Linked DNA regions of Mus musculus: region 2 is linked to region 1. Evidence: chromatin loops called from intact Hi-C (ENCODE). Cell type or tissue: gastrocnemius. All regions are shown on one strand.

Region 1 (5,000 bases):
GGCGACTCCTTTTTAAAGCATGCTATCACCACATATCTGTTTTGCACGTACCCTGATGCTCATGAAGGCCGCCTTTCATATATGAGAAGCAAAAAGGTAAGGCACGATTCTCGTTCTGGGCTGTTGCTTCTTCAGTGTGCCTGAAAACAGGCCAAGTTACCCATGGGGAATTCTCCGTGAGTCGGTGCAGCTGCTACTCATTCGAGTTCATTAGGGCCAGTGAAGCCCATGGAGGCATTGCCCAGTAGTGACGTGAGGGCACCAGTGGTACAGCCAGGCTTCGGGCTGACCTTCTCTTACTGGGAAAAGTGCAGTTTAAAATAAACCTTTGTGCAAATGAGGAACCATTTTGCAGATGAAAAAACTGATGCCCAGACAGTGGGATTAGCTTGTACCGGGTTGTTCACTAGTCCCAGGTCGTTCACTAGTCCCAGGTATTTAGGGGAGTATGTCTGAGACTAGAGGCCTCACCTGCTGGCTGCCTTCCCAGTGTTCTTAAGACAGGCCACGACAACTGTGACATCGTGGACATGGTGGGTAGTGGCGGCAGCAAGGTTAGGAGGAAGACATTGAGGAGGCTGTCAGGGCTGCTTACTAGACGAAGATCAGTCAGTGGAGACATGTGAAATAAGAATACCAGACCCTATTAAGCAGGAAAGATACTACTTTAACATCTCAAAATTTCATCCATTCGTCTGTTCAGACCCTTTTCACTTCATTTCCTGCAGAAATATTTATTGTTTCCTCTGCCTGGTATCAGGTGGGTTCAGCATCTTCTTCCAGACAGACCCTGCCTGAACTCCAGCTTGCCAGTCTTAACACAAGCTCCATGCTCTCTGGACAGCCTGTGTCTTTGCTTCAAGCTAACCTTCCCTGTGTCTTTGCTCAAGCTAGCCCTCCCTGGGATTGTCCTCATTGCCAACTGCTGCTGGAATTGTGCCTCACAACAAGTCCTTAGTTGTAGCCTTTCTGTTCCACTGAGCTTTTCTCTTGACTTAGAATATTTTCCTCCTATTGCTGTCTTCCTCTTGGGATGCTCTCACATGTCATGGAAAAGGAAACCAACATTTATGTATATTGGTTCCATGGTAGACAGCTGAGAGGTGTGTTGACTCGTGGTAGTTTCAAACACAGCCTGCTACATTGCAAGGACCGTTTCTCTGTCTCTTTGCACGCTTTCTACCAGACTGTGGCCAGTGCTGATTGTGGGTACCAGATGCTGGCTAAGTAGCATCTGAGTTACATGGAAAGGGCTCCTGAAGTATTCCAGTAAGGTTTTAGAAACAGGGAATGAGATTAATGGTGATAGCTGCTAGTCTCCAAGTGAGAACTAGACAGAAATGTCAGGTTTTAAGTAAATTAGGGTCATGGTAGAGCCATTAGGAAAGGCAAAAGGACTGGAAGGAGGATAGTAAAGCCACCTAGGTGGTGTCCTGCGCAGCAGCTGTTCTTTAGCACCTTTTACTCCAGTGCTGAATGCTATCCACCACACAAAGAGCAATATTTGAGAGTGAGAGGGTTGGTGTCACATTATTGATGCTTAGACTCAAGAGATAACAATTGTTTTGTATGGTGATGGTTCTCACCTTACAACATATTCATCCCTTTTCTCACTGAGAATATCATGACATCTTGAGTTCCATGGTCTTGACAACTGCTCCCAGCCTCACTTGTCATCTTGAATTTCATATTGTCAGTCTGTGATTTAAAACTTTGAAATTGAACTCTTTCTTTGACTTATTTATGAGGAGAGGAGTTTATATACATTAGGTTTTTGTGGATTCCATTTTGGATCAAATATTTGACGTGGAAGGCTGTCTAGTACTTGGAAATCTAGAGTTGTTATTTTAACTGTGTAGTCCTTATAACTGCTGACCATCGTGCAATACAAAAACACTGGCAAAAATGTATTGGCACACTGTATCTCCCAGCCATGGCCATGTATGGGTAAGTGTTTGTGACTCTTTTCTGCCGAAGGTCAGCAACTGTAACCTGTATCGCCTTGGCAAGAAGAAGGGACTGCCCAGCCGCATGGTGGTGTCGATATTCGATCCTCCTGTGAATTGGCTTCCTCCTGGTTATGTGGTAAACCAAGACAAAAGTAACTCAGAGAAGTGGGAAAAGGATGAAATGGTAAGCTCTCAGCATGGAGCTTTTTGTTTGTGTTGACTGAAGAATGTTGTTTTTTGTTGTTTTCTTTCTGCTGTACGTTTGCCATGTAGTAGATATTTCATGTGTTGGCAGGCCGTCTGTGACTTCAGAAATAGTGTTGGTTTTGGTGCAGTGTGATTTCTCTTACCTCCCCTCCCCATTCCAGAGGCATAAACTTCTGTTATGTTTCCACTTAGAAATAAAATCAGAGCCCTCTCAGATTCCTTCCCTCTCATGTTACAGTGTAGCCTTAGCCATTTGCTGGAGTGACTCTGCAGTGACCTGTGATCTCCAGGCTGTGTCTGGAAGAATTCAGTTCAGCACAGACTAGCTTGGGCAGTGCTAGCTTGGAACTATTTCCTCTTGCCAACCTGACGACAGCTCGCCGCCGCTGTATGGGAAGGTTGCAGTGTACTACTATAAAGACTTTAAACCGGGCCACAGACTGGAGAATTCTCTTTAGTAGCTACAGCTTCCTTTGTCTTGTCCTCAAGCCACCAGGGGGCAGCCCGGAGGCCTGGACTCCCAGCTTGTGGCTGGGGGTCAGTTGTCTTGTACTTCTTTGAAGTTCTCATCTGTTCAGGCGTCTCGCTTGCCAGATTTATTTTGTATTGATGACAAATGGGCTCGCATTATTTCATTTTTACTTCAGGCTTTAATGATAATGCCGTTTCTGTTACAGGTTTGTGACTAGTATCTTCCCATGCCTTGTTTCTGACATTTCTGTCTCAATGAGTCCTAAGTGTCTGTAGGTGGTGGGTCTCTGAGGCCTGCTCTGATGTAGGCCTGCTTGCTGAGTTTATTTATAACTCACGTAGGATTTGACTTATCACAGAAATGCAACTTAGCTGGAAAACATTAAGAGCATTTTAATGCAAATTAAGTCTGAGGATGGCATTTGCTATTAATTTATAACACACACACATACACACACTCTCGAATACATGATGCACACACTCACACACACTTAGAAAAGTGAAGAATTTGAACCTTAGAAAAAGTACTTCATTTTTACTAAAAACAGGCCAGCAGGCCTCCTCTTCTGTCTAATATTTGATCCTTTAGGTAGCAGTGACATGCCAGGGCATTCCTGCGTTACATGTTACAGCGTGGACTTGTGTTTTCTGTCCTTTTCTGCTGACTCAGTCCTTCGTTCCTAGCACACACTCTCAGACTTTCATCTGGTGCCGTACACATAATCACTAGGGAGTCCCAGAGTCGGAGTGGTTATGGACGCAAGGTCCTTCCAGTTCCTTCTGCCCCTGGGTCACAGCTCAGTCTCTGAATGCCTCCTAGGAGAGAGAGTGAGAACAGTAGACTGTACTATCAAGAGATACACACACACACACACACACACACACACACACACACACACTTTTCAAATGCCTTTTGTGTTTTGGAGAGCATCTTTGAAGTATAACTCCTTGTGAAAATGAAGAGTCTGCACAGTGCCAGGGATGTAGAAGACAGCGCAGGATCACTGGGTGACAGCACCATGTTACAGGGCATGATTTATGCAGGAACTCTGCAGTTTACAACCTCAGGCTAAATAATGTCAAGTTGGCCCATCTTGTCTTAAGACCTAAATAATAAAGCTGATGTGGTGGCACATGCTTTTCCCATCACTTGGGATACAGAGGTAGGTGGGTCTCAGAGTTCAAGGCCAACCTGGTTTTACATAGTGAGTTCCAGGCCACCCAAGGCTACACAGTTAGATCCTGTCTCAAACAAAACAAACAGAAACAGACATTAGTTAAAGTCTTTCATGTTATCTTGGAAAAATGGGATAGTTTCTTGAGGTTTGCTGATAGCTGGGTACTTGGTCTGTACAAGGTGTCTATTCACCTTGTAGATACTGGTGCCTGTAGAGGCCAGAAGAGGGAGTTGGATCACCTGCAACCCTCATTAGAGTTGGTTATAAACTGCCATGTTGGTGCTGGGAACTGAACCCAGATCGCCTGCCAAGAGCAGCCAGTATTCTTAATCTCTGAGCCATCCCTTGGGCCCCTGTTGATGTTTAGTGTTTTTTATTTTTCAAAAAAAAATATTTTTTTTTGGTTTATTTTTTTAGTGATTGCATGTGGTTACATGGCTAGACTCAAAGCTATTTTTCTTTCAGGCAAATACAGAGTTTCTATCTTTTGTGAGTCTGGTTTAAACTGAGATGTATGCTTGTTTTAAAGTCACATGGAAAATAGTTTGAAAGCGTTTTGTCACAATTCCCTGGAAAGTTGTTCCATTCAAAGTTGAAGTTTACAGTCCTGCATTTGCCCTCAAGTAGGGTGGTGGCGCTGTGTGTGACTTTATGGCATTGCAGAGATTGGGTGGTATCTTAGCATTGCAGAAGATGAGGTCACTGCTGAATCATAGCCCATTATTAAAGTTGTCACTCACAAACAGCTTTTGTCAAAGAAATTGGATTTAGCAAAGATTTTGACAGAAATGGGATTGTTTTGTTCCATTTTAGTCTAATTTTTCTTCTGTTTTGTCAGCCTGCTATGACCTGTTGGCCTGAGTACCACAGCTCTGAACAGAGGGCGAAAGAATAATTTCCCAAATTCATATCCTCTTTCAATGGGCTTGTTTAGTTTTTAGTTTTTAAGCAAAGCAGTTTAGTTTTACATTGGAGCAAATGTTTTTTGATTTGAAGTGGAAGTAGAGAGAGAAACTGTTATAATGCCCTCCTATAGTTTTTAGTGATAAAGGGTTTTAAAAATAATTTTGTCTGCTTTTATATTATGTTATTAATTGTAAAGATAGTGCTCTTTCTACATCTGGAATTTCATTTTGTTGGTTTTGAAAGTCAAGCAACCACATTCAAATGCTGATAGCCAATGGAAGATTCCGCT
Region 2 (5,000 bases), 120 kb after region 1:
AGCAAGGAGCTCCAAGGGAAGAGAGAGGAGAGGCGCAGAAGAAATACAGCTTTAGCTGCAGACACTCAAGAATGTTTCTGGGGAAAGATGAAGGGGTCGTAGAGAGCCTGGGGGAAGGACGGAGGCCGACAAGTTAAGACTGGACTTTGCTCGGATTAGCTGGGGGAGAAAAGAGGAGGACAGGGGTTCGCCGGGAAGCGCCTGCTCACCTCTGCTGCTGTTGACAAGGGGAAACGGAGGATTTGAGGCCCAGTGGAAGCAGCTGCAGCTATGGCAGATGGCTTGGAACTGCAAGGAATGAACTGCAGGGGACAGACTGGGGAGGACAGCTGGGGAGGACGATCAGCTCTGCCCCTTGAGCTATCGGGACATAAGAAAAGACAAGCTGAGCCCAGAAGAGGATCCTGTTGATGGAGGGGGAAAGAGGGTGTATGGCAAAGATGTGGCTGTGTAGCTGTTTTGGAGGAAAAGGAGAAATGAAATCATAATTGCTTCGAGGCCATGAGAGCCCAAAGGACTTGTCTGGGAAGGAAAGCCATTAAGAAGGAATGAAGCACGGGCTGTCTCGCAAACTTTACGACTCTCAGGACTTGACGGCAGCACGTACCCCAGTGGGTATACCGAAGCTGTCACCCCAGAATATGACCTTTTGGGAATATAAGGTGTTTGTTTTTGTTTTTTCTTTGAGACAGGATCTCTATGTAGACCAGGACAAGCCTCAAACTCAAACTCAAGGTCTCCCTGCACCGGCTCCACCTCCAAGGGCTGGGATTACAAATCTGTTTCACCATGTCTGCCTTAGAGCTAGGGTCTTTATGGTGGGAATTAGTTAAAATGGAGTCATTAGCTTGAGCCCCAACTCAGAATATTGGTGTTCTTGCAGGTGGGTGTTTGAAGCTCCAAGCTCAAAGAGAAGCTGCCCACCGAGAAGATAAGCATGTGAATTGAGTTGATTGTTGTGATGTCTGTGTACTCCAGGGAGCACCAAGATGGCCGACAGGCTGGGAGGGATGGGGGTGTCCCTGCAGCTCTGAGGAAAGTATGGACCTGCCCACACCATGGTGCACTTCCAGCTTCCAACGCAGAATAGAAAATCTTGTTTTCTAACCTTCCCACTTCATGGTGTTTGGTTGCAGCAGTTTCAGGAAGCGAATGGAAATATTTGGAAAGTAGAGTGGGGGTGCGGGAGGGTTGGGGGAGGGTGGGTGGAGGGAGTCCAGCACAGCCACCTAGATCAGTCAGGACCTGGAATAAGGTAACCACAAGGGAGTCTTCAGCTCTGGAGGAAAAGCACCAGAAAGGACCCCACCAGTATCTCCCCTGCCTGCTGCAATGCCCCAAATACTCTCCTTTTGCATTTGGGCCAGATTTCCCAGCTTCTGTATGGTGGGAATGAGAATCCATCTCTGAATTCCTATGCACATCTACTATACACAGTGCCAAGGCCAGGAGCTATGTCTCCCTCTAGCCAATCAAGGCTTTACCTGAATGCAGCTGTCCATCTGTCCTTCCTGCTCACTGGATTGACAAACACTTCTTTGGAAAAGCTCTTCTGTGACCTCATTCTAAGCCTGGCCTGCTGGCCTTATGGTCCTCTGTCCCTCCCCTGCCATCCTTACTGCTGACTGCCAGGCCTGGCTGTTATCTGCTTCTCTGTGCCCAGCACCAACTTGCACTGCTGGCCTGAGTTCCCTCCGTTTGTCAGTTAGTCTGCATCAGGGCCAGGAAGCTCAGACAATGCCGTTTTTATCCTTCTCAAAACTGCTTTAAGTGTCTCATTAAGTAATCGCGTGCTTCATATTGTCGGGGAAATGGGCTCCGAATACCAGAGCGGGAGAGAGCATTTTTCAGCATACAGGAAATGATACAATCTTTTCTCCAGTCTCAAACTCCGTTCTAAATGCAGAAACAGAATATTCCCAATCCATAAAAAAATGATAGATAATGCAGATGTTCCTTGCTTTTTACAAAATAGATGGTCCCCGCAATATTGGGTGTAAATCAAATTTCTTAAAATCGAATTATGTGGAAAATGTCCTGTGGGAGTGTGCTTTTAAAGGGATCCTGCGATGCATTCACTGGTAAATCAAAGAGACACTCATTCGCTTGGTCACCCAGATATTTATTTATTCCAGAGGTGCTCAGACCTGGCCAAACATCAAAATTACCTGGGGAGCCCTTACAATACATACTACAGTGAGGTCCCGCCTCTGGGGAGTCTTTTTTAATTGGTCTGGGGTGGGGCCTAAGCCTGGGTATTTTTTAAAACTCCCAGAAGATTCTAATGCTCAGCCAGGCTCAGGAACCACTGGTTTATTCAATAAACATTTATTAAGAAAACTCCAAGTTAGACCTGAGCTAAGTGACTCTTAATAAGACCCAGCTTGCTTCCTCCCAGGAGCTTAGCGTCTAGTGGCCAATAGAGATGCATTAACAGACAATTTCCCTCCAAACACGTAGTCTGGGGCTAATATACTGACATTCGTCTATTTTATAACTTCTGAGTTTTTTTTCCATACAGCTGATTGGATTTTTTTGGTGTAGGTGTATGTGTGTGTTAGCTGAGAGATGGTTAAATACCACATTTAACGTTACTTTGTCTGACACAGATATTGTAGCCCCAGATTTCTTCTGGTTAGTATGTGTTTGCCTGCTGTGTCTTTCTCTGTGATTTTGTGTGGCTTAGCAGCTTAGATATATCCCTGGATATTAGATAATTAGCCTTAAAATTTCTATTTAAAAGAATCTAGGTCTTGGGGTTGGCGATGGGGCTCCGTTGGCAGAGTGTTTGCCTAGCGAGCACAAAGCCCTGGCTTGAGGCTCCAGCATTGGACTGGTGTGCTGGTGTTGGGTGTTTGTAGTTGTAGCGCTCAGGAGAGGCCAGCAGGAGAGTCAGAAAATCTAGGCCATCCTAAGGCACATAGTGAGTTTGAAACCAGCTTGTGTTATTTGAGACTTTATCTAAAAGGGGAGGAGGGGTGGCTAGAGAGACGGCAGCAGTAATGAGATAGCACTTGTTGCTCTTGCAGAGGACCCAGGTTCTCAGCACCCTTGTGATGTCTACAGCCATCCCTAGCTCCAGTTCCTGGAGATTCAAGACTCTCCTCTGGCTTTTGTAGGCACCAGTCAAGCACCTGGTACAGATGGAGATACAGGTGGGCAAAGCATTCCTCACACACACACACACACACACACACACACACACACACACACACACACACAAATAAAACAATTCAAAAAGTTAAACATGCTTTGGTCTTTTTCATAGATGGGTTTGTTGAATTGCATATTACACTCTGTGTGTGTGTGTGTGTGTGTGTGTGTGTGTGTGTGAGAGAGAGAGAGAGATATCTGCCATCTGGGACTGCCTCTGTACTTCCTCCTTGCTGGTATAACTTCTATGGTTTAAAGTTGAGCTATCCTTCCCTGGCTCATACGCTAAATGTTTGGCCTCCAGCTGGTGGCGATATTTTGAAGGAGGCTGTGGAAGTGGTCAGAGATGGAACCAAGGAAGTAGAGGGAGTAGGTTATTGGGGACATCTTGTCCCTCATCCCTTGCTGTCGCCTGCTTCCTTCCTGTCTGCCCTGATGAAGCCTCTTTACCACAATCCTCACCGCTAAGAGCTTCTGCCCAGCCCTGGCCAACAACTGCGTACCGAAATCTTGGAAACTGTGACCTTAACCTAACCAACCCTTCCTCTCTTCTGCTTCTTCCCTTAAGCTTCTTGATTGGACCAATAGATGGAATTAAAGAAACTTCTAACTTAAGAGGCATTTTGATCTTTTAGTTTCACACAATGGGCTTTTAGGCTTAATTGCGTGCGCAGTCACTAGCGTCTCTCCTAGTCTCCCTCCTTACTAGGGTGAGTATCTTTCTTCTTGTGGCAGGTCTTCATTAAACTCCCCAATCCTTTCTACAGGTTTCTGAAGGTCAAGGATCTTTGATTACTAAAAATTATGAAATATTAGCATGTTTGGTTGGGAGGGGGTTGCATCAGATTTTGTCAAAGAATTACATGTGATATCCTTCTAAAATCAGAACGATTTTGGTTCCTTTTCTGGGGTCTCCTGCTGCTCTCATTTGGAACCCTGATTCTTTGTTTACATAAACACAGACAAGCCACTAGACAGCATTCTCAGCTTGAGAGTGGCAGCTTCCCCTGGCTTCCCCGGCTTCCTGAGACTTTCCAAATTCTGTTTGGAACCGTTCCTCCTTGCATGCATGCCACTTCCTCCTCTGTAACGATACACACACACACTATGTGCTCCTACCTATAAACGTGGGTGCTGTGGGCATGCGGTCTCTTCCCCAGGGCTCTGTGTCCCATCACACAGCTCTTCTGAAGTCACCTTTCTGCTGGATTTCTTGTTAGCTTTGGATCCGGAGTTTGAGCCAACGTCTTGAGAAGCCCTGGGCATGGGAAGCCTCTTCATCTATAATCTCTTTATGGGTTGCTAATTGAAAATTAAACAGGAATGTAGGAGAGTGTGAACAGTCTCTGCCAGTGGGAAAAGCAGATGTGTGTGTGCAGGTGGCCAGAAGCCGCAACAGTGCAGACTTCTGGGGTGGGGAAAGAGGCTGTTCTTATAACATTGTATTCAGGCGTCCGTCATCTTTCATTTTAAAAACTATTGATGTGAAACCAAATAGCAGCATCAAATACTTTGCTCTCTTACAGGTGTCCTCTACCTGTTTTAATTATGGTGATTGTTTCTTTTTGACCACTTCTAGTGTGGTGGGGTCTAACAAACCATAAGATTTGAGCTTTCCCAAATACTCTTGGTGTTCTTTTGTTTGTTTTGTTTTGTAGATTTTATTTTAAATTATGTATTATACGTGTCTAGGGGGGTGGTGTGTGCACATGTGTGCAGTTGTACAGAATCCAGAAGAGGACATCAGATTTCCCTGGAATTCAGGTTGATAGGCCGTTGTGAGCTGCCATGTGGATGCTAGGAACTGAACTTGGGTCCCCTGCAAGTGCACTGAGCCACTGAGCTGC

What was found. Peaks named below come from ENCODE experiments on the same cell type or tissue, not always from the same donor. Only the 100,000 strongest peaks of a DNase experiment are listed, where the experiment ranks them.
Region 2: a loop joins it to region 1, with 1.9 times the contacts of the local background. A loop is called at or near these places in 1 of 42 quality-filtered maps.

Annotation. Positions count from the first base shown.
Region 1 is chr12:104,697,498-104,702,497 of GRCm38, reverse strand. It overlaps Dicer1 (dicer 1, ribonuclease type III), which reads left to right. Exons shown (of 27, transcript NM_148948.2): 21 at 1-96; 22 at 1,978-2,133. Among named protein-coding and RNA genes, the nearest start is that of Gm31573, 37 kb to the right of the region's middle. In gastrocnemius, a CTCF peak has its summit at 2,647 (motif pointing right); DNase peaks (open chromatin) are centred at 175 and 2,654; H3K4me3 peaks cover 930 bases; H3K27ac peaks cover 2,719 bases.
Region 2 is chr12:104,577,637-104,582,636 of GRCm38, reverse strand. No RefSeq gene overlaps it. Among named protein-coding and RNA genes, the nearest start is that of Gm31573, 83 kb to the left of the region's middle. In gastrocnemius, a CTCF peak has its summit at 2,873; a DNase peak (open chromatin) is centred at 1,613; H3K27ac peaks cover 827 bases.